Regions from separate parts of the Homo sapiens genome. Here regions 2 and 3 are each linked to region 1. Evidence: chromatin loops called from intact Hi-C (ENCODE). Cell type or tissue: CD4-positive, alpha-beta T cell. All regions are shown on one strand.

Region 1 (8,000 bases):
TCTTTCTGTGATGGCAAGGCCAGTCCAAGCCACCCTGGAAGAATGAGTGATTTTGTCCCCTTTAAAGGATGGTTCTTTAAAACGTTGTCCACCTGGGTGAGCTCTGTGATGGGAGGGCAGAGGGAGGCTCCCTGGTGGCTGTGTTGGCTGTGCTTTAATTTCTCCTCTACTGTCACTAGTCATTCAGCTTTGGCTCCAAAGTTGTTACCTCAAACCCACCCACTTGCCAAAATCAATACTCACTTCTTTAGATTAAGTAGGTAGTTTAAAACCCTCCTTTGTGACTTAAATTTTCTCTTTGATGAGAAGGGGAAGGAGAAGTCATGTGGGGGTTTCCAATGACTTCATAAAACCATTCCTTCCAACATAACCCACTGTCTTTGAGAGGAGTTCTGATAAAGATAGTTTTCTCCATCCTGTTAAATGCCCCCCATTCTTTGGTGGCTCTATAGCTTAGCACCATGGGCTGCTGCCCAGCCAGCCTGGCCTCAAGCCAGCCCTAGGTCGGGGAGTCCACCATGTTCATCAGGAAGGAGAGAAGGAGAGTCAATGGACTGTCTCTTCCCTCATCGAACTCATGAAAAGGGTCTAGCCAATGAGGTACTCAGGGCCAAACTCACAAAGATCAGTGCAAGTGCTGCAACTTGTAACAACTTTGCTCTGTAAGTGTCTTGAGCTCCACTTACAGGAGGGGGCTATAAAAATAGCCTCCTTGGGTTTTTCATATATATTGGTTTACGCACCCATGGTATGGTGAAGATTATGTTAAGATACAGAAAGCCCAGATTCTGATTCCAGCTTTGTTAATTAACTTGGTGTGCAGCATTCAGGAAGTCACTGGGCATTGGCCTCACGGTGCTCCCTCAGCCCCATGCTGATAGTCTATAATTGGCAGTAGTGGGTATCGGGAATTACTTAAATAGCTAGGTCTTGGGGGTTCCTCCTCCACTTATTTTCTTAACTGTATTTGGAAAACTTTATTACTCTTTGAGATTCTCACTCTCAATTACTAATTCATCCAACAAATTTTTAATGAGAACTTACTATGTGCCAGAAACTGTAAACCAAAGAGACAAAATTTCATATTCTCCTGTAGCTTGCATTCTATTCCACTTTTTTCCCAAGGAATAGTGATTTACACTAGAAATGACTAGAAGTTAGGCAATTTTTCATTAGCTTTGCTACCAGCGAGCTAATTTATCACTGAAACTATTCTTTCAGGGGTTTTTCAAGTTTTCCTTAGTTCAACTTTTGGGGAAAAATATTTTAAACAAATGCACTTTGTGTCAGCTCAGATATTGCTAAAACTATCTTCAGAAAACTAACTTTTAACATAAATCTTAAAAACAAACACCTCTATCAAGATTGTCATAGCAATTTTGCTTTTCCAGTAAAAATTTTAACCCATTAATGATATGCAGTGTTTTAAAGGAAGTAAAATGCTCCCAGTCCTAATTACAAGCATCCAGTTTCATTTTGCATGAGCCTAAGGATCACAGAATTCTTTTTTTTTTTTTTTGAGACCGAGTCTTGCTCTGTCCCCCAGGCTGGAGTGCAGTGGCGTGATTTTGGCTCACTGCAACCTCTGCCTCCCGGGTTCAAATAATTCTCCTGCCTCAGCCTCCCTAGTAGCTGGGATTACAGGCACCTGCCACCATGCCTGGCTAATTTTTGTATTTTTACAGAGACGAGGTTTCGCCATGTTAGCCAGGCTGGTCTCAAACTCCTGACCTCAGGTGATCCGCCTGCCTCGGCCTCCCAAAGTGCCTGGATTACAAGCGTGAGCCACTGCACCCGGCCCACAGAACTCTTTTTATACTACTATGGTGCTCAATTGTGTGCCTGAGTTTTTGTTCAGACACTGTCTCCAAATCATACAACACTCAAATGAGGGAAAGTGGGAACTATAGTGTTTGTTCCCTCAGCATCTGAGGGGGACTGCTTTCAGGACACCCTCTTGGATACCAAAATCTGCAAATGCTCAAGTCCCTTACAAAAAATGGTATAAATTTGCATATGCTCTGAATCATCTCTGTATTACTTATAATATCTAATACAATGTCAATGCTGTGTACATAGTTGTTATACCATATTGTTTAGGGAATAATGACAAAATAAAGTGTACATGTTCAGTACAGACACAACCATTCATTTTTTTTCAAATATTTTCAATCTGCAGTTGGTTGAAGCCATGATGTAAAATCCATGGATGTGGAGGGCCAACTGTGTTTAACTTAATGAGTCTCTTTAAAGAATTAGATGAATCTAACAGCTGGAGTCCAGAGGTTCAATGTCCTTTTTCTCACCGTCAATGATCATTTATTGATTGATGCTAGGCATTGTAAGAGGATATATTGCTACTAAGAATGGCTATTTAGTAAGTGCTAGGCATTGGCCTAAGCACTTTAAATACCTTATCTATTAATACTTACCAACCATCAATGAAGCAACTCATTTTACATATGGAGAACCAGAAACTTAGAGAGGTTAAGTAACTTTTCCAAAGTCATGCAACTACTGAATGACAGGTTGGCATTGGGACCAGATTGTCAGATGCCCAAGCCCATTCAGGCTAACAATAGGTTCTCTCTCTGTTGTAAGCTAACAGGCTAACCGGGAAGATCAGTCAAAACACGTAAAATGATTCAAGAACTAATGAACTGAGTAATGTGTTACTACTGTCTCTAAGGACAAAAGGAGGTCAGAGAGAAGAAGAACATTTGGTTGAAGTCAGAGAAGGTAGTTCCTGAGCTGGCAGATTCAATTCCACTCAGAAAGCTTTGGTTGAACATTTATTTGAATGATTGATACTGTCAGAGATACAAATCGGAACAAAATATGCCCCTTCTCTGAAAGTGTTTTTAACTCCTTGAAGAAGAAAGTTAGTACACAGAATCTTATGATACAGGACACAATGGGCAAGTGCTAAATTGCCACAAACCTTGGAGCAAGGAAATACATAGGCTCAGAATTGAGGGAAAACTCGTGAGAGCCGTGGCTTTTGAGCGAGGTGCTGAAACTGGAGTAAGACAAGTAGGTAAAGCTCAGAGGTAAGATGGGAGAGCACGAAGAGGAAGTAGAGAGCAAAGGAAGGGCCACGCGGCGCAGTTTATAAAGCCTGCTCCAGAGGCGAGGCAAGGCTGGAAATAGGTGTAGGGCTGCACCTGGACATCTCGGAATGCTAATCTAAGGAGCGCAGAATCCATTCTTTACAGTGAGGAACCTCCTGTGACTCTTCAGCCTGACAGTAGCAGTGATGAAAGGCGGGAAGCGGGGTTGATGACCGAGGCAGTGCTGTGGTGAGGGGTGGGGAGGGTCTGCATGGTGGTGAAGGAGGTGGTGGGCACCAAGACAAAGAGAGGACGATGGGGGACTGCGTGAGACCTTGCAAAGGAAGATGCAGTAACTCAGCTTAGAAGTGCTGAGTATCCATCGTGTGCTAGGCCCCGGGATATCAAGGAATTAGGAGATGCCCTCGGGAGATCCAGGTGTAGCTGGGGAAGGAAACAGATAAAGAAGTTCAGCGGGATGTGGGAATGAATATGGTAGTGATGTGCACTGAGGGCTGGAGTCTGATCGGGTAGCCGCTGGGAGATGGGACAGGGAAGCACACACTTGCCTTGAGGTTCAAATTAGATAACGTACATCATTTGGAAATCGTTTACCAATAAGTCGTTATTGGGATCTATATTCTGGATGTGTTAGATTTGAAATATACAACCTCTATCAAGGTGTGACATCGGGAATAATATTTTTAACATTGTTCACAAGTACCTAGTATAGTGCTACGCCGTTGGAAGCCTGGGATCACAAGCTGTGCTTTTGGGCAATTAAATACAACAACCTATTCACTCATTCATTCAACAAATACTGATGGAGGGGCTCCAGTGGGCCTTGGGGTATAGACAAGAAACAGGGACTTGGGTCCATCCACACAGTGCAGTTGAGTGGGAAGTCAAAACCAACACGTGAGAAACGGTGGATGCCTTGGTACCAAAGTCATGCACCGTATCTTGGGTGAACGAATAGAACAATACTGCTTGCACTTTTACAGCATTCTACTGGTGGAAAAGTATTTTACAGACGCGATTCTCTTAACCCTTTCAGCAAAACTGCCCAGTGAGTCCCCGGCCCTGGCCCCGCCTCGCACGCGCTGGTGCTACAGCTGTGGTGCAGACGCCCTTCCGCTGCGAGGGTGCGGCCGTCTCGGGGCGAGTGCTTCCCGGCCTGCAGGAGGCGAACTCGGGCTTCCCCGGGAGGCGTCCGTGGGAACGCGCACCTGCGAGTCCCTGCCGGCTGAGGAGCCGAGGTCTGCGACCTCTGCCGACCTGAGCTCAGGCGCAGCAGCGCAGACCTGGCCGCCGTATCCCCTCTGGCTGGGATGCGGGCCCACGCGGGAAAGGCTGAAAGGTGGGGAACACCCCGGCGGAAAGGAACCCTCCCTCTCTGCTCTGAAGGAAAGTTTCCCAACACAGCCATGTTCTTGGTGGTCTCCGGTCCCCCATCCCCAAGCCCCCAGTCAGCCTCACACTCATCCGCTTCAGTAGCCGCGGAGTGGGGGCCTCCAAAGAACCCAGCTGCAGAGCAAGTCCGGCTGACGCAGTGTGCGCTGGGGGCGGGGCTCTGGACGGGGGCGGAGCCACGGCGAGAGCCGCGGTGAGGGCGGGGCCCGGGTGGGCGGTGCCCTGAGCGGGGCTCCTAGTGGGCGGGGCTCTGGGGTGGCGGCCGTTGCCGGGCTACGGGAGAGCGCGGAGCCCTGCGCTGGGAGGTGCACGGTGTGCACGCTGGACTGGACCCCCATGCAACCCCGCGCCCTGCGCCTTAACCAGGACTGCTCCGCGCGCCCCTGAGCCTCGGGCTCCGGCCCGGACCTGCAGCCTCCCAGGTGGCTGGGAAGGTAGGTGCGTCGCTGTCCCCGGCGCGCGGCGTCCCGCGAGGTCTTCAGCCCTCGCCCTGGTGGATCCCCGCTGGGTGGGAGCCGGGAGTGGAGGCGGCCGCCCTAGGGAGGGAGGAGCGCAGGCGGGGGCTGCTCACGGGCGGAGTACTGCGCGGCGAAGGGAACCCCCGAAGGGGCTGACCGGGTCTCGGGGCCGTGACAGGCGGCGAGGCGGTGGGAGGGGAGCGTGTGAATTCACGCCGGGTCCCCGCGGGCGACGCGAGCGACGCGACCTGGACTCCTATCCGGGATATTGTAAATAGATCTGCTTGTGAGGCTCACGACTGGGAGCCTGTCACTCTGCCCAAGCCCGACCCGGCCCCGGCGCCCGCCCGCGTCCTGCGGAGGTCCCCTGAGCCAGCGCGCGGCTGCAGGGGTCTCGGGGCCGCATCCCGGACCAGCGCCAGCGGCGGGAGAGCGTTGTCTGTGAGCGGCCCAGGGTATATTCCTTCTGTGGGAAAGAGTTCCTTAGAGTTCAGCAGGAATTATTAGTATATTGATGAGTAGAGCCTGTGATAGATTTAGAGAGTGAGAAAGCCAGCTCTTACAATGCGTGTAATGCCATCTCATGGGACAGAAATTTGGCTAATATACTCCTGGAGATCAAGTTTGGCGGATCAAAATTCTGTGATCTGTTTTGATGGTAGTGCACTAGTCATCCAGTCTCCGTTCACTATTGTAAGAAACCCATGTCATTTGTTTGCATGTTAATAAAGGACTCAATATGCATACAAAATCATCACCATTGTTCAGTGTTTCTTTTAACTGAAACAGTTTAACCCAAGATATGTATGAAGACGTAGTTTTTACCCCATGACAGTTTCTTTGACTACAAAACCAAACAATTTCTTTATGTAAACAGGAAACAGTTATTGTTAAACATACCTCATGCAAACGATATTTCTTAGTGTTGTCATTTCATGATCAGATATTAGATGCAAAAGGGAGGATTACATTGCGTTACTTCAGGATTTACTCAGTACCTTTTCTGTGGTGCAGTTTCACCTTAGGCGTTTTTGCCAACACTGCTTTCATGTAGTCTTAAAAATTCCAGGCAGTGCTTATTATCTAATTGAAAGGTATAGAACTGGAGGGGTGAGAATTGAGTCCTAGTGTGGAAGACAATTTTTGACATTCACAGAGATGTGAGTACTTAAAAAGAAAGCTTCTTTGCATAACACTTATCAAATTGTTCTGAAAGTAAAACAAAACATAGAAATGCATTTTCATTTGCACAATATAGCCTTGGCATCAATGCATGAAGCATTATCATGAGCTCTGTTCTTTACTTTTTAATCTATGAAAATGTCTTACCATATCTACTTTATTACCAAAGCCACATGGCTTTACTGACTTTAGGAAACTTTTTTCCATAGTAAGTGCTAACTCTGAGAGGTGGTGTTAGTATTTTCAGAGCAATCATAAAAGTTATTTGTTTCTTTGGCCGGAGTGTGTCTTGCAACTCTGAGTCCAGGCTGGATCTTGAATATGCAGTTATGGACACATGAAGAGCATTATGCACTGGAAATTGCAATGTCGATGTGCCTTTTCTTTTTTTCTTTTCTTTTTTTTTTTTTGAAACGGAGTCTCGCTCTGTCACCCAGGCTGGAGTGCAGTGGCGCTCTGCGCACTGCAAGCTCCCGCTCTGCGCACTGCAAGCTCCACTTCCCGGGTTCACGCCATTCTCCTGCCTCAGCCTCCCGAGTAGCTGGGACTACAGGCGCCCGCCACCACACCCGGCTAATTTTTTTGTATTTTTAGTAGAGACAGGGTTTCACCGTGTTAGCCAGGATGGTCTCAATCTCCTGACCGCGTGATCCGCCTGCCTCGACCTCCCAAAGTGCTGGGATTACAGGCCTGAGCCACCGCGCCCGGCCGTCGATGTGCCTTTTCTATCCAGAAGACTGAATAAGGAACATTGCTCACATGTAAAAGTAGCTGTAAAAGAGATTTTTTAAAGGGACAGAACTTTTTTTTTTAACTTCAGATGATAATAGGCTTTTTACATATATTTTATAATGGAAAATGGATTGCGACATGTAATGTCATATGCTGTCCTTAATATATTAATTTCCTAGTTACAGCTCTGTTACATGAATTTAGGGCATATTGGGGACTTTTTAAACATAAGTAAGGAATTCTGCTAACATTCATAAAAAGAATTTGAGTCTCTTTTTTCACCTATTGCAATCTCTGAACCTGTGCTTAACTCAATCCCCTGTGGCCAATTCTACCCCTGAAAAATTAACACGATTCAAACAAAAACTCCAGGCATCTTTAGTAGGTGAAAAAAGCCAAAGCCCTTTTAAAACTGATGCATCAATATTTAAAATCAAGCATTAAAAAGTCTGAAAAAGGCCAACATGTTCTATTTGTGTTGACTACAGATTGAATAGGAATGCCCACTTGAATAAAACACACTCCCAATAAATACATTGATAGCTGCCTATGTGATAAGAGAGCCAGGGAACAGTTAAACGGTTAAATATATTTGTCCTGTGGCAGCTGATTATTAAATATTCACAGGCTTGGCCGGGCACGGTGGCTCACGCCTGTAATCCCAGCACTTTGGGAGGCCGAGGCGGGCGGATCAGGTGGTCAGGAGATCAAGACCATCCTGGCTAACATGGTGAAACCCCGTCCCTACTACAAATACAAAAAAAAAAAAAAAAAAAAAAAAAAATTAGCCGGGCGTGGTGGCGGGCGCCTGTAGTCCCAGCTACTCGGGAGGCTGAGGCAGGAGAATGGCGTGAACCCGGGAGGCGGAGCTTGCAGTGAGCTGAGATCGTGCCACTGCACTCCAGCCTGGGCAACAGTGCGAGACTCCGTCTCAAAAAAAAAAATAATAATAAAGATTTGGGATAATGCATATGTGAATTACCCCGATTTGATCATTACACATTGTATACATATATTAAAATATCACTGTCTCCGATAAATATTACAATTATTACATGTCAACTGAAATTCAACAAAACTAACACCCTTAGTGAGATTGATTCGCATATAGTAAGTGGCATATATTTAAATTTATAATTAGGTAAGTTTTGACATACTGTGAAAC
Region 2 (8,000 bases), 200 kb before region 1:
AGATAAGTACGTACCATGAAACCATCAAACTATCATTGTCAGTGCCATAAACTTATCCATCATCTCCAAAAGTTTCCTCCCATCTCTTCTGTTGTGCTTTATTAAACTTTTATGGTAAGAGTAATTAATATCAGATCTACCCTACCCACTTAGTAAGTTTTTAAGAATACAACACAGTATTGTTATTCATGGGCCCTGTACTGTATAGAAGATCTCCAGATCTTCTTTATTCATATAGCAAACTTTGTACCTTTGGCCAATGACACCCCATTTCTCCCTGCCCCCACCCTCTGGCAACCACCATTCTACTCCCTGCTTCTTTGTTAAAACTCAATCTCGGCTGGGAGCGGTGGCTCACGCCTGTAATCCGAACACTTTGGGAGGCCAAAGACGGTGGATCACTTGAGGTCAGGAGTTCAAGACCAGCCTGGCCAACATGGTAAAACCCTGTCTATACTAAAAATGTAAAAATTAGCTGGGCGTGATGGCAGGCACCTGTTTTCCCAGCTACTTGGGAGGCTGAGGCACGAGAATCACTTGAACAGAGGCTGAGACACGAGAATCACTTGAACCCAGGAGGCAGAGGTTGTGGTGAGCTGAGATTGTGCCACTGCACTCCAGCCTGGGCGATAGGGCGAGACTCAGTTTCAAAAACCAACCAAACAAACAAACAAAAAAACTCAATCTTTGTGCAACCCAACATGGTATATACTTCTGGTAAAGTCAATATTATACCTCCCCCTTTTAAGCCTTTTGATTGAAGGTTTACAAAAAGATGACAATTTTTGGAAGTCAGATCTCCAATCTTGATCCAGTCAGATAACTGAAAAAAAGCAAAAGAAAATGTATGAAAAGCAATACAGTCTCTAATACTGTAAATTCAAGACATTATCTCAAATTTTTTCACTTAAGTAATGCTTGTTAAGTCTTCTTATCATGAAGGAAGTTGTCTGGAGAAGTGAATATTCCACGGAACACAGATTTAGTCAAAAACTTTATTTAAAAATTTAAGGGACTAAAAGATTTTTCGTTAATTACAAATAGATAAAAATATATATATTTCTCCATTAACATAATTTAAATTTTTAAATGATGAATCGGGATCATTAACATAAACAAAATCATTCTTCTGATCAACATTTCCAAAGTGTATTGCTCATAACAGAGCTCCATGAGACCTCAACACATATTAGAGGACCAAAAAAAATTGTTTTTAAATTAGTTTAGATGAATAATAATATGATTGCATAAAATAAGCTGGCTCTAAGTTGCTACCTACACAATGTTTCTTAAGTTTAAAAACAACTGAATGTAAACAGCATATTGTTTAGGTTACGTATTCAGGCTACACACACAAACATATATGCACATATATACAAACATAACACATATCCATACATACGTAAGTATACACACAAATGCACACATTTATAGAACTATTAAAACTACCAAAAAGGCAAGAGAATAATCAGCACAAAGGGGTAAGGAAAGAGGGACAGGAATACAGGCTGGGGAGAAGATGCACAGAGGTAAGTACTAACACTGTTCTTGTTCTCTGGTTGAATGACATCATCATAAATGATCATTCTATTGTTAAACAATTATTAAAAGAAAGCCCCAGCCTGGGCAACACAGTGAGATCTGTCTCTATTTGAAAAAAATTTTTTTTTAAATTTGTGTACAGTTTAGTTAATTCATTTTTAATTGGTGTATAATAGTCATTAATATGTCACAGAATTTGAGTTGTTTCTAAATTTTTGTTGTGAAGAATGGTCCTCCTGCCGAAGTACCTGTGCAAAGAGTGAACTAGTTTTTATAGGCTTGCTTTAAGGTTTAGTGGGAATACGTGCATGAAAGTATTTATAATCTGGGACCTGTAATAGCATACTCAGTTTTGTGTTCTAGAGATGGAGACTAGCATGAAAATGATGTACAGAAAGTAAGGAGACCAGGACAAATCCCTCATGCATAGAACAGTATCTGTAACACAGCGGCTCAATAAATGATAAGCATATTCTCAACACATTTTACCAAAACACAGAAGGAGCAACGTGCCCAGCATCAGTTACTATCTCCAGCCTGACCTCTCTCCCTTGAGTTTCAGTTCCAGATTTGCAGCTGCCTACTGAACATCACTATCTAGCAGAGACTTTAGAATTGGTTAGAATTAGCTTTATCCCATTCATACTAGAAATAGGAAATCAGTCCCCAATACATGAATTAATTTGGCAACTGTTACATATACACAGGCAGGACAGGAAGTAGGACCTAAGGCACCCACCTCTCCGCTTCCTAGTTTCCTAGATGCTATGCTGCCTTATGTCTCACCAACAGCTGAACTATATATAAAAGCAAACTGGTCATCATACTTCCCCCTCTGTATGTGCTTATCTCTGATGATTACGTCTTTATTTTCTTGGTCTGACTCAAAGCTTGCCAACGTCCTTGGCAAGACCTTCCAACTTATTCTACACCCATCCCCCACATCCACATCCATTTGGTACCAAATTGTGGCAATTTTGACTTTTGCAAAGTCTCTTGTATATCCTTTCCTTTGGTTTCACCTTTACAGCTACAGTCCAGAACCTCATTACCTCATACCAGGACGAAAGGGTCCTACTTAGACCCCTGTCTACCCACACCCCCAATCCCAAACAGTCAACACACCCTGCCACTTTCACCATCCCATATCCATGCTTTGCAGGGACACCCTGCAAAAGCACTTCTAAATGGCAGGGCTAGCCACAACGGAGGCTTTCAGTGTGACCACATCTAGGGGACAAGATGATCAAGTAGAACCAGAGGAGGAACCAAAGAAGTGGGTATAGACCCAGGAGAGGAAGGTTAAGAGATGTCGGCAGGCATAGAGAAAGGAGTAAGAATGACAAACTGCTCCTTCACAAGTCTGCCTAAAGTCCTCAATCAGCCTCTCCAACTGCCACCAAGAGGTCCATTCCTTCCAAAGAAGCTAAGGCTATGCTGGGGTGAGGCCCTCACTTCATCCAGCAACTAGCACCCGGTGCAGCAGCACAAGCCCGGCACTCAAATGCCTCTGTCTCAGCGGTTGTAGACTTCACTAGGCCTTCATTCTACACTACGATGAGGTGTCCATCATGGAGGTTAAGATCAATGCCCTCATTAAAGCAGTCGGGGGGCTGAGCGCAGTGGCTCACGCCTATAATCCCAACACTTTGAGAGGCCGAGGCAGGCGGATCATGAGGTCGAGAGACTGAGACCATCCTGGCCAACATGGTGAACACCGTCCCCCCGCCCCGCGCCGCCTCCCATCTCTACTAAAAATACAAAAATTAGCTGGGCGTGGTGGCACACGCCTGTAGTCCCAGCTACTCGGGAGGCTGAGGCAGGAGAATCGCTTGAACCAGGGAAGCGGAGGTTGCAGTGAGCCGAGTGTTGCAGGCACTCCAGCCTGGCGACAGAGCGAGACTCCGTCTCACAAAAAAAAAAAAAAAAAAGGAAAAAAAGCAGTCGGGGGATATGCTGAACCTTTTTGGCCTGGCTTGTTTGCAGAGGCCCTGGCCAATGTCAACATCAGGAGCCTCCTCTGCAATGTAGGGGCTGGAGGACCTGCTCCAGCGGCTAGGGGTTCATCCACAGGCCAGTCATGCCCCTCCACTGCCGCTGCTCCAGCTGAGCACAAGGAAGTGGACGCAAAGAATCTGACGACTCTGGTGATGACATGGCTTTGGACTTTTTGACCCGACCTGTTTTACAGCATGTTCAGTAAAAAGCTGAACTCTTTAAAAAAGTAAAAATAAATAATAAAGACTTCAATCAAGTCAATGTCTGCATGCCAACGAACACCTTGGGGAACTGATCAGAAGGACTGATGAATCCCCCGAGGAGCATGAAAACAGGTAATAAATGTGTGTCAAGGAGGGCAAAGGACTAGAAAACTGACTCAAGTACACAGAAGGTCAGGATTACACTGAAGCAGGAAAAATCACAGATACCAACTACTTCACCAATAATATTTGTATCGAGTAGTAAGGAAATTCAACACCTGAAATGTCATCCTATACGCTCAAGTATTCCTTGTATTATCTGTTCAACTCTTTGTGACTCTTTTAAATGCTGGAAATGATGTTATCACATGAAGATGTTTATTAGAAAAAAAGAAATGTTTTAAAAGAGTTAACTGTCAGTAAAATGTCTTCAACTGAACTCTCCCTTTAAGAAAGCTATAGAATTTTAACCAATCTTAAAGAATACATAACAATATTCTTGTTTTCCAAAATTTTCTGACCTATCAAGTCAACCTATCACTTGAACTTTAAAAGTTTTAGTATGTTTACTCCCCAAGATAACAGGTTCTATATTAAATTATGTCTAAAGATTCTTTCAGTGCCAAATTTCTGTATCAAAAATGGAGAAAAAACTTCCAATATATCAAAGGTGAAGATATTTACCAACATTCTACTTAAACTTATTACATAAATAGAAATAAATGAGTAATGATTAAATCACTTCATTGATGATGTCTAAAAAAAAAACTTCTGACTCCAATGTCCACCAAAAAAAATCTCTGAATTTCAGAAAGTGAAGATTCAGATGAAATGATGGGTGGGGTTCGGGGTGGGGGATGCAAACGGAAAAGGCAAGTGATGAAAAGCCACAACTCAGGACAAGCACAGGCGGCCACGCTGCCGGAGTCATTCGCGCCGCCCGCGGAAACCTGCGTCGCCCACCCCGGGCCCTCGACGCCCGCCGTTCCTCCGCGTGGCGGAGCCCAGCCCAGCGCCCCCGGCCACCGCCTACCTCGCGGCCGCCGCGCCACAGCCGCTGCTCCGACACCGGGAAGCCAGTCTCCGCGAAGATACGTTCCTTCACATCGCGCACGGTCCAGGACGCCAGCGCCGCGACGGTCCTGCAGCCCACGCAGCCGGGGAGCACGGTCACCGGGACCCACCTGTGGAAAGCAGAGGGACGCTCAGTCGGGCTGCGGCTGCCACCCGCCCGCCCAGCGCCCGCGCGGCCTCCACCCGCGTTACCTCTCCCACATCGCGGCGCGGCAGGCGCCCCTAGCGCCCGCCCCTGACGCCGGCGCCCGATCACGGCCGGCCCTACCGCGTCCACAGGCCCCGCGCGGGCCGGGAGGGCGGGATCCGCATGGCGCAGTCCCGTACGCAGCAGCCCGCGCCGAGGAGGAAACGCTAGAGGAAGCCGCGGCGGCCGAGGAGCAGGCGGGGGCGGGGACTGCGCGCTCCCGGCCCACTCCCGGCCCTGCAGGCGCCGCCCGCGGGGACACGCCCACCCGCCGGGACCGTTAGCTGGGGATCCGCCCCGCCCCTCCCGCCAGGCCCCGCCCCCAGGGAACGCCCATCCAGGCCCCGCCCAGTCAAGTTCTGTCTTGCCCAATCCGGACAGTTAGCGAAGGAGCCGCCCCGCCCCACTCGCCCACCAGGCTCCGCCTGCCAGGCCCCGCCCCGCCTGCAGAGGCGCCTCTGCCAGAAGGCAAACCCAATAAGGGTATACAGAGCGTACAGCTAGAGGACAGGTGCGTTGTCCCTTTTAGAGCTCAACAGTGCATTGAAATGCAGAACTAGGCATTTCTAGGGCCTGTGTCTCCTTGAACTCTAATGACTTTCATTCCATGGAAGCATCTCCAGTAAGATCTATAGTGGCCTCCGAGAAGGGAACGTGCTGGTTACAGAACACAAGTGTCTTCCACGGTTTCGTTCTGTGCTCGGTTTTTGAGGCACAGAAGTAGGATCAGTGGCTCAGTTTGCTGGAGGAAAGAGAGCCAGCAGCAAAGTAAGATCAGAATGCACATAAATGTATCCTATGACACGTTAAAAATATTTGTAACTTATTTTGGCAATATTATATTGTTGGTAGCCTGAATGTCTTCCCATCACAACCGCAAGCTCCTTGAAAGCAGGAACATGAGTCTTAAGAGTTGATGAAATCGCCCCACGATAAGTAAAGTTGCCATGTAATTTGAAAGTGTGTGGGGCTTAGAGGCTTGGGGGAACCTCAGGCTGTTCCTTTGGCTTATTTCTCTTAGGTATATATGATACACATTGCAAAAAAAAAAAGTGACATCTATTAAGGCAATTCAAAGGCTACATCATGAACAAGTAAACTTGTGTGCTCCTTATTTTAAATACCTTGAATGGAACAGAATTAAATTTTAGAGTTGCCCCAAAAAATAGATAATAAATTGCCATTTCTCCCTTCCCCCCAAAAAAAATTATTACTCAGAACTCATCATCAGTAGTAAATACAGAGAATGTTCTACAGCTGTTCCATCTCTCTTACCACAGTTAAAAAGGGAATGATAGAAGTCATGCATGCCTCTTCCTACTTGGGAGAGGTAAGTAAGTATGCTCCATCAATTGGAGGAGAATATGGTGATTCAGTATAAAGACAAGGCCAGAAAGCCCTAAGGGCCAAATATGTACTTCTTGGCTGGGTGCAGTGACTCACATCTGTAATCCCAGCGCTTTGGGAGGCCAAGACGGGTGGATTACTTGAGGTCAGGAGTTCGAGACCAGCCTGGCCAACATGGTGAAACCCTGTCTCTACTAAAAATACAAAAATAAGCTGGGTGTGGTGGCACACACCTGGTTTTCTTGTTGGAAAAACTATAAACTCATCATAGAATTTGATGGAGTAGTGAATCATCCTACAATATGGGTGACCCTTGCAGACATTCTGCTAAGTGAAAGAAGCCAGTCACTGAAGACCACATGTTGTATGATTCCATTTATATGACACGTCCAGAATTGGCAAACCCATAGACAGAAAGTAGATTAGTGGGGCTGTGGGGGGAGGGAACGAGGAGGCAGTGCTAATGGGTGTGGGGTTTCTTTGGGGATGGTGGAAATGTTCTGGAATTAGTAGTGCAATGTGCACAATTTTTTGAACATCCTTAAAACCAGGTGAATTGTACACTTTAAAATGGCAAATTTTATGGTATGTGAGTTATACCTGAAAAAAATTCACAATGTAGCTGATGTGAATGCAAAGGCTTTTCCTGGACCACCTCTGGGAACAAAACCATTTGAATGAAAACATGGAATGAAAAACCTCGGTTTTTCCGTGGAGCCTGGTGGTTGGTTTGTTCATTTTACTCTCTTCCTACAATGTACTCAGTCCACTACCAGAGTGGTCAGAACAGACATCTTTGCTCCCAAATAGATACATCAGCAGGATAAAATAAAATCTTCTTATCCTGTCCATGCCCTCCATCCAGTGCCCTCCACTTGACTTTCCTACCCACCACATTTCCTGCCAGGCTCCAGCACATCACATTCGCTCTCGGAGCTCTCCTGTGTGGCCTGTGCATATGTGTTCCTTCCTTCCCCGGTACCCACTCCTCCTTCAGATTCAACCTCAGCCCCAGCATCTGTGGTGGGAGTGACAGATACTTCAAGAGGCATTAGTGCTGCGAGACTCCCGTCCAACGCCTGGCCCACTCCTCCTGGCCTTGTCTCCTTCTGAGCCAGGAGTGAACCCAGCACAGGGCTCCTGGATTCCAGCTCCAACATCCCTGCCTGGCACAGAGTAGTCCCAAGAGTAGATCCTCCGTGGGATATCCCAGTGGTCCAGATGGAATTTATTGGACAGGCCAGATTCAATTACCATGTGCCAGAAAAATGACAAAACTTTTCTTCTCTTTGTGCTCAGGTAGACACAATTGCTTCGCTTTTATTTTTAGCGACATTAAACATGCTTTGGGAAATGAGGTCATGTTTCTGAGTTAGCATTCCTGCCTTTTCTCCTTCCAAAGAGGGCATTACAAATTCCCTAGAGTGCTGTACAAAATAGGAGAAAACAGGATTGTACAGATTTTACATGGTGCTTTTGAGTCTACTGGTCATTTTAATGAGAGTTTGTTGTTTGGTTGCCAGAAATCCTGGGTTATTCAAAGACAGCTTTGCCAAAGAAAATTAACCAGTGAGGGCTGGAAATACAGTCACGCTTACATAAGTCAGTGAGTAATGCGAGAGGACTTAGCATTAGAAAGGAAAAACGTG
Region 3 (8,000 bases), 110 kb before region 1:
TTAAAGGGGCAATTAAGTTAAAATTAAAATCGAGCCATTGATGTGGGTCCTTATCTGATATAACTGGTGATTTTCTAAGACGAGGAGATGAGGAAACAGACACACGCAGAGGGGAGATCACAGGAAGACACATGGAGAAGATGGCCATTTGCAAGCCAAGGAGAGAGGCCTCAGAAGAAACCAAACCTGCTGACATCTAGAACTTGGATTTCTGGTCTTCAGAACTGTGAGACAATACATTTCTGTTCTTTAAGTCACCCAGGCTGTGGTGCTTTGCTATGGCAGCCAGAACAAACCAATACAAACATGAAAGAGGGAAAGACTGAGAAACTGTTCCAAATGGAAGGAAACTGATGAGATGTGACGGCTCAGTGCAACACATGATTCTGATCTTGGACCAAAAAGGAAAAAAAGGAAATACATTTTTGGGACAGTCAGTGAAATGTGAATGGGGTCTGAGGCCCAGATGATGCAGAATTGACGTCAACGCCCTGGTTGGGAGGGCTGTGTGGTAGTTACATAGGAGAGTGCCCTCGCTTTAGGGAGATCCACACAATAGTATTTAGGGATGATGGGCATCGTAGCCAAAAATGAATATGTCTGTAAATAAAGACAAAAGCTGATGAAGCAAATGTGGTAAAATACTAACAACTGGGGAATATGGGTGTTCTTTGTACTCTTTGTGAAGCTTTTCTGTGAACCTGAAACCGCTTTTTTTTTTTTTTTAAGGTTGAAAATGATGTCTTGGGATCCCTTGTGTACTGTTGGTAGGAATGCAAAAGTGTACAGCCACTAGGGAAAACAGTGTGGTGGTTCCTCAAAAAAATAAACATAGAATTACCATAGAGTCTTCTGGATGTATACCCAGAAGAAATGAAAGCAGACACTCCAACTAATATTGAAAATGTTTGCTTTCACACTCATGTTCACTGCAGCATTATTCACAACAGCCAAAAGGTGGAGGCAGCCCGAGTGTCCATCGATGGATGAATGGATACACAAATGCGCTATAAACAGACAATGGAATATTATTCTGCCTTAAAAAGAAAGGAACTTCTGACACGTGCTACAACATGAGTGAAACTTGAAGATGGTAAGTTAAATGAGCCAGACAGAAAAGGACGAATACTGTAGGATCCCACTTATATGAGGTACCTAAAATAGTCTAATTCATAGAGACAAAGTACAAACCATTTTTAACGTAAGATGGCTTGACTTATGGTTTTTTTACTTTACAGTGGTGAAAAATCAGTATGCATTCAGTAGCAACTGTACTTTGAGTACCCATATGATATGGTTTGAATTCTCACCTTGAATTGTAATAATCCCCACATGTCAAGGGTGGAGATAACTGAGTCATGGGGGCAGTTTCCACCATACTGTTCTCATGATAGTGAATAAGTCTCATGATATCTGATGGTTTTATAAATGGGAGTTTGCCTGCACAAGCTCTGTCTTGCCTGCCTGCCTTGCCTGCCTGCCGCCATGTAAGATGTGACTTTGCTCCTCCTTTGCCTTCTGCCATGATTGTGAGGCCTCCTCAGCCATGTGGAACTGTGAGTCAATTAAACCTCTTTCCTTTATAAATTACCCAATCTCCCATATGTCTGTATCAGCAGTGTGAGAACACACTAATACACCATAGAACCATTCTGAGCATTTACTGAGCACTTACTATTAGAGCTTCTCACTTTTAGTACAGTATTTAATACATTACGTGGGATATTTTGTACTTTATTGGAAAATAAGCCTTATGTTAGGTGATTTTGCCCAACTGTAGGCTACTGTGAGTGTTCTGAGCACGTTTAAGGTAGGCTGGGCTAAGCTGTGATGTTCAGTAGGTTAGGGGCATGGAATGCATTGTCAACTTTCTGTGGGTTTATCTGGACCTAACCCCATCATAAGTCAAGGAGCATCTGTAGAATGGTGGTTTTTCAGGAGCTAGGGGAAGGGGAATGGGAAAATGTTGTTTAATGACTGTGGAGTTTCAGTTTTACAAGATGAAAAGTGTTCTGGAGTGTGGCTGCACAATGGTGTGGATGTTCTTAACACTGCTGAAGAGGACACATACAAATGATTAAGATGGTAAATGTTTTTATGTGTATTTTTACCCCAAATACTTTTCAAAAAATATCTTGGCTATTATTTATCTCCTTATATATATGTCTTTTTTTGTTTGCTAGCATATAAATCTCTCGGAGGCAGAAAACATGTCTGAAATCTACAGCATGTAGATTTCATACAGGGCACAGTGGTTGACCAGTAATGAGTTCCTGCAGGAGGGGACCCTTCCAGTGAATGTAGACCTGGAAAATGAGATTGTCCTATTTATTCCTCTGAATATTCCCCAGCATCTATCACAGTGCTCTTTATAAAGTAAGTGCTCGGTAAACGTTCATTCGTGGTGATGCTAAGGACCGGAAGGGTCTTTAACCTTTTCTCTCCCTCCTAGCTCAGCCCTCACGGAACCCTAAAAGCTGGCTAAGGGGCCATTCTCCTCGCCACCTGGGCCTGCGTCTGCCGAATCGCTTCCTAAGGACTTTGACTAGAAACCAAAGGTCCCATTTTTCATCTGCCATTTATTTATCATTGCATAACTTAGGTAAGTCCCTCCGCCTTCACTGTCAGTTCTTCACTCATTGTTTTGCATCCAAGGAGTCTGGAAATAAGCGGGAACACCCTGCACGTGAGAGGGGCCCTGAAATTCACGAGGGGCTGGGGCTTTGCGTTTATTCCTCCAGTTCCGCCTGCAGCAACCCTGACGATCGAGCAGGGCCCGCGGGGGAGCGAGCGGAAGCGGGCAGCGTGCGCTGCTGTCCCGCTACCCAGCCCGCTAGGCTGCGCAGCTGCGTCTGCGGGCGGGGAGCCGGGGCGGCCGTGGGCTTCCTCCGGGCGCGGGCTGACGGCTGCCGCCTGTGGGCGCCCCAGCCCTGCAGCCGAGCGGGAGGGGCGGACCAGCGGGTGTCGGGAGCAGGCTGCAGCGGCCAGGCCTCTGCGGCTTCTCGGAGTACTGGGTCCACTGGAGAGCGAAGAGCCGCGGCCGCCAGGATTCCCAGCAGCGGCCGCGTGTTGAGAGCCTAGAAGTGGCCCCGAAGCCGTGCCTTTCCCGATAGCCAAGCAGAAGTAGGACTTGAAGCACCGAGGCTGGGATGCCCATGCTGGTGACGCCTTGGGGCTCGCAGTTATACTTGGTGACCGGTCTACACGGCGATTCGGTGCTTTCCGGAGTAGCAGATTCATCTATCTTTAGACCCACCTTCGTCCTTCGGCGGTTTAGCACGGCCTGCGCTTTCCTGCGAGCCCTGCTGTCACCCGAACAGCCTGATGACTTCACGCTCAACCACTGGAGGGCACAACCACATCATTTTTAAAAAATAGATTCCTCCACTTAAAGGACATGGTTTTGGGGGAAAGAACATTTAAAAAATGTAAAAAGATATATATCTATATCTATATATCTATCTCAGATTGTTCTGATATAAACTCAGGTGGGATTCTTCAAAACAGGAGGCTGTTCCAGTCTCTTCATTTTGCAGCTGAGAAAACGAAGGCCTTGGAGCTTGAGAACTCCAGTTGCCCAAGGCACACAGGTGGTGGGTAAGGAAGCTGATCATGTCTCCAAAGAATCCTTCCATGACCCAGGAGGATCCGGTGGGAGAGCAGGGCCGTCCACAGCTCAGCTAGGACACAAGAAGGCCCGGGGTGGCAGGAGCCCCACTGTGTGCTGCGGAGGATGGCAGAGGAAGTCAGCATTGTCCCGAAACTGCAGGATCATGTGATGTGATGGGAAAAAATTATGAGTACAAGACACAGGAAGAGCAGGTCACGGAAACACATGGTGCCCAGAAGGGCTTAATTAGTAGCAGCTGTGCGGGGTGATGCACAGAGTGCCCCAAGGGTGTCCTGAGTGAGGGTGGATGTCCCCTGCCCTCTGGCTTCGTGAAGGCTTCGTGAAGCCTGCCGGGTCACCCTTGTTTTCATGGATAGCTTCTTTAGGACACTCTCTCCACCAGTAATTGACAAAGTCTGCTTCTGTTGAGTGTCTGATAAAGGATTGAGTTTACATGATTGTTAAGATAGGATCATGAAAGAAGACAGAAGACGGATGTGAGTGGCCCTCAGAAAAAAAGCATCAAAGGAAACTGAGGAGTCTGTGTTCCGAGTTATAACATCAGTCCTGTGTGTAAGTGCTGAGTTTCAGCTCTGCCCAAGGCTAGGGGTTGCCTAGTCGGCTTCAACTGTAAGCTCCTAAGGGACAGTGCTGCCCCTTGAGATGACTGGGCAGCCATCAGCTTCATGCTAGAGGCTTTAAAGCAAACCCAAGATGGAGTCTCAGTACTGATTATTTGGGCCAGTGCCTTTCTTAACATTTCACGGATATATTCCTTTATTTTATTTGTTGTATTTTAGTACAGTTTTGCTCTATTCAGTCATGGTCATTCTTAGTTGCTGTTGTCTTTGTAAACTTATTTAATATCTTTTAAATATTAAAAGATTAAATAAATTATTTTCTAATAAATTCTTTTAATATTAAAATATTAATTTTTGATAAGAACCTTGTTTACTCTCAAGATTAATGTAGTAAATAAAGAAGACTAAAAACTTCAGAGACTGAAAGCTGCTGAGAATGTGTAAGAGAAACCTGGTTGTCAAACGCAATCCTGATCTTTTATCAGGCATCTGTATCAATGTGGATGATCTAACCGTGGTTAACTTCATGAAGAAGGAAGATATTTGATTTTCATCTGTTTAAAGAAACAATCTGTTTCTTCTAAAAGTATATACTCTAAAACACAAACCACTTGGCTGGGAAATAAAAGATGGTTATGCTTTATCATTTATATAAGCCTGGCCTTTCTCCAAAATGATTTTGATATAGCTTACAACAAAAAACGTGTTAGGCTTAATAAAAGAAGAATGGAAATGGAAACTAAGGATCAACAGAAAAGAGTATCACAAATACGGTAATACTAGCATATGGTAATATTATTTCTGTATTTGAGTGTAAAACGTGGCTGTGAGCTTCCTGGAGGCCAAGGCAAAAATAGAGACAAGAGCAACGTGCATAATATCATTAGCAGACAGAAAGATCATGTGACTTTTTAATTTTTTTCCCGGAAACTGAATCTAAAAAGAATCGCTCTATATAATGACTCATATATATGGTTTTAAGTGAAAAAATGATGAACACTGTCCTCCATGAGAGTTTTGGCACAAATTGAAGGAGGTAAGAACTGATATTGAAGCACAACTCAGTGAAGTTAATCCTGTCAGGCTAGGTTCACACAAGAAAACTTCTGACAAAATCCTAGAATTCCGGCAAATGCAGGCATGGAATGAGAGATTCCTATTCCATCTGCCTCGTTGTGCCTGGGGCCAGGCCTGAGTGTTGAAGACAGCTTGTTCCAATGTAAGATCAAATGAGATTGTTCATAACAGGAGTCTGCAGGAATATGGCACCTCTGATTTGAAATGATGGATGATTTTCATCAGCCGTGTATCTGCTTCCTTGGCAGCACCCCAAGTGCAGACCCCAGGCTGTTTCAGTGTGTCATCTGGCAGGCCCAAACAGAGGATGTCTCAATTGTGCATGTGTAACACAGCTTTAATTCATAATTTCATTTCTGGATGGAATTTTGAGCAGATGGGCATTGCTGTCCTTTTTAATGGTAAAAAATCAATGAAAGACACCGTGGTTTTGAAATTAATGAGCACTTGAAAAATACCAGCTTTGTTTGGCTTTGCGTTTTCTTTTTTCCTCTCCTCCTAAGTTGTTTGCAGCAAAATATTCAATTGAAAACTCAACATGTCCACTGCCTCCCAAAAAAAAAAAAAAATTCTGTGGAAAGTCTCCACTAACAGGAAGAGAGAAGTTCTTCACAGTTTGGTTTTATTTTTCAATGATAGTCATTGCCTCATTTTTAAAGCATTTATAATAAATTAAGCAAGTAACACTTGTGTACCAGTTTCTAATCAGTTTCTAATGTGCCTGGAACTTGCTGGGCTACAAAGAAAAGGATCAACTATTTTTTTTCCTGCACCCAAAGATATTGCAATCTTATCGGAGAAGGGAAACTGAGGCATGTGTTACAGTTAGAGGACTAGGAAGCACTAATCTGTGTCAGACTCCAAAGTGCAAATTCAAAGGAAAGACCATTGTTGGAGGGAGTGATCCGGAAGAATTCCTAGCCCTTACCTGTCTCAGTCATGCTTCTTGCCAAAGAAAAAGAGAAATCTCCAAGTATCTTAATGCTTTCAGCGCTTCTCCAATCTGACAAATATTTATTCAGATTCGAACTGACTGCCCAAGCTTCACTGCAGCTCCTCGTTTCCTGTTAGATCTTTTTAAAAATCTTTGCTTAAAACATTGAAGGCTGAACGATGAGCAAGAAAATCTTGCCTGTGAATAAGACACTGGGAACTGCACAGAATCAACATCAGCTCACAAGCTCATCATCTCACGCACGGATTCCTGAGCACATTCTCGCATTCTTGCTCTTAATCCTCCCTTGGCGACCTTCTACTCAGACATCATCTTTTATGCAGAGAAGCAGGCACGTTTCTCATCATTAATTCTGTTCTCAGCCAGGTGTGTAGCCACAGAGCATACAGACCACAGGATGATGTGAGTACCCCAGGATGTAAATTTGTGCGGAGTAATTACAGCTCAGGCTTCTTACACAGCTTTGGCCACATCAGGACATGAAGCTGTCTTGCAAATTGCGGGTGTGTCTAAGCTCTTAAGCACATGTGAACTTTAACGCACGTGCATTCCCTACTCACATACACAATACAAGCATGCCACACACTCACAATCCAATTGGCTAACTATGGTTATTAGCAGGAAAGAACAATTAATGGTCCTTGTGGTTACAGTTTTGTTTGAATTTTCGCCTCATCAAAAATGTAACAACCAACTAAAGCAGGCTTTCCTCCTTTTTTCCTAGTGAAAGCATATTGACTTTCCTGACTTCTTATGACCACATTTGAGGAAAGGAGTAAGCACTGGAATCACCAACACAGCATGCTTACGGAGGGTGGTCACCAGCTTCATCAGCCTCCCAATTCCACGGAGCCCCTTGAAAATCCAGGAGCGCAGACTGGCAACAGTAGAGATTTAATAGGTAAGACCTTGGGTTCAATGGACAGATCTCCTACAGTTCCTGATATCAGCCCCTATCAGAAATTATATTTTACTTTGTGTATTTCACATATTTCAAATAGAAGGGGTCAAGACTAATAGTGACCAGTCTTCATCCATTTGATAAACCTTTACTAAACACAACTGCAGCTTTGTTCTAGGCAGCATGAATGGAATGATTTACAAACTGTTGCTGCTCTTTGGGCAGTCACTGTTTTATAGGGGAACTCGAGAAGCAGTCAGGAAGGAAGGTCTCGGAGGAGATGGCCCTGAAACTGAATCAGACTTTAAAAGATAAGTTGGTCAACAGGGTTGGAGGGAGGGAGGGAAAAGAAGGTTTTGAAAGATAGATCTTTCAGAAAAAGCAAATAACTTGGGCACAGACATGGGCACAAAAAGGAAAAGAAAAGCCAGGGCATTCAGAGAATTGCAGAACATTTTGCATGACTGAGTATAGGAAGCAAGAGAGGTCTTTTGAGAAATACGACTGGAGAGGTGATGAGGGGCCAGATCTTGTGTTACACAAAGAACCTCTTATGCCACACAAAGGAATTTGGATTTTTTTTTTCCTTTTAGGCATAAGGAAGCCATTGAAGGGTTTTAAACAGGAACAATGTAATCAGATTTACTCTTTGGAAATAAGATCTCCTGGTTAGTTAATGAACTCGTATTTCTTTTTTTCTATGTTAACCATTGTTTTATTGTTTGGTCTTTAGACTCTATTATTGATTGAAATGCCAAAGTGATGGGAGTCAAGCGGCTTTGCCACTTAACCTTCCAAAGTTTGTTTCATTTGCTTTTAAAATAGTTATTATATTACGTGCTTTGCCTTATTAGTTTTGTGTACAATTAAAGCGAG

Evidence for each region. A loop is a pair of places that touch in the nucleus more often than their neighbours do. Peaks named below come from ENCODE experiments on the same cell type or tissue, not always from the same donor. Only the 100,000 strongest peaks of a DNase experiment are listed, where the experiment ranks them.
Region 2: a loop joins it to region 1, with 10 times the contacts of the local background. A loop is called at or near these places in 28 of 110 quality-filtered maps.
Region 3: a loop joins it to region 1, with 2.0 times the contacts of the local background. A loop is called at or near these places in 66 of 110 quality-filtered maps.

Annotation. Positions count from the first base shown.
Region 1 is chr13:23,574,633-23,582,632 of GRCh38, forward strand. All of the region lies in intron 1 of TNFRSF19 (TNF receptor superfamily member 19), which reads left to right. Among named protein-coding and RNA genes, the nearest start is that of TNFRSF19, 8.2 kb to the left of the region's middle. RefSeq lists an enhancer at 219-368 and silencers at 4,609-5,088, 5,289-5,348. In CD4-positive, alpha-beta T cell, a CTCF peak has its summit at 4,239 (motif pointing right); DNase peaks (open chromatin) are centred at 4,229 and 4,659; H3K4me3 peaks cover 1,790 bases; H3K27ac peaks cover 385 bases; H3K27me3 peaks cover 1,016 bases.
Region 2 is chr13:23,370,343-23,378,342 of GRCh38, forward strand. SACS (sacsin molecular chaperone) reads right to left here. Exons shown (of 10, transcript NM_014363.6): 3 at 4,777-4,927; 4 at 736-823. It also overlaps the pseudogene RPLP1P13. Among named protein-coding and RNA genes, the nearest start is that of SACS-AS1, 45 kb to the right of the region's middle. RefSeq lists silencers at 4,636-4,705, 4,746-5,555. In CD4-positive, alpha-beta T cell, a CTCF peak has its summit at 4,899; a DNase peak (open chromatin) is centred at 5,279; H3K4me3 peaks cover 860 bases.
Region 3 is chr13:23,463,567-23,471,566 of GRCh38, forward strand. LINC00327 (long intergenic non-protein coding RNA 327) reads left to right here and starts at 5,946. Exons shown (of 3, transcript NR_038995.1): 1 at 5,946-6,625; 2 at 6,948-7,124. RefSeq lists a silencer at 2,727-3,006 and an enhancer at 3,117-3,276. In CD4-positive, alpha-beta T cell, CTCF peaks have their summits at 3,386 (motif pointing right) and 3,600; DNase peaks (open chromatin) are centred at 2,865 and 3,305; H3K4me3 peaks cover 955 bases.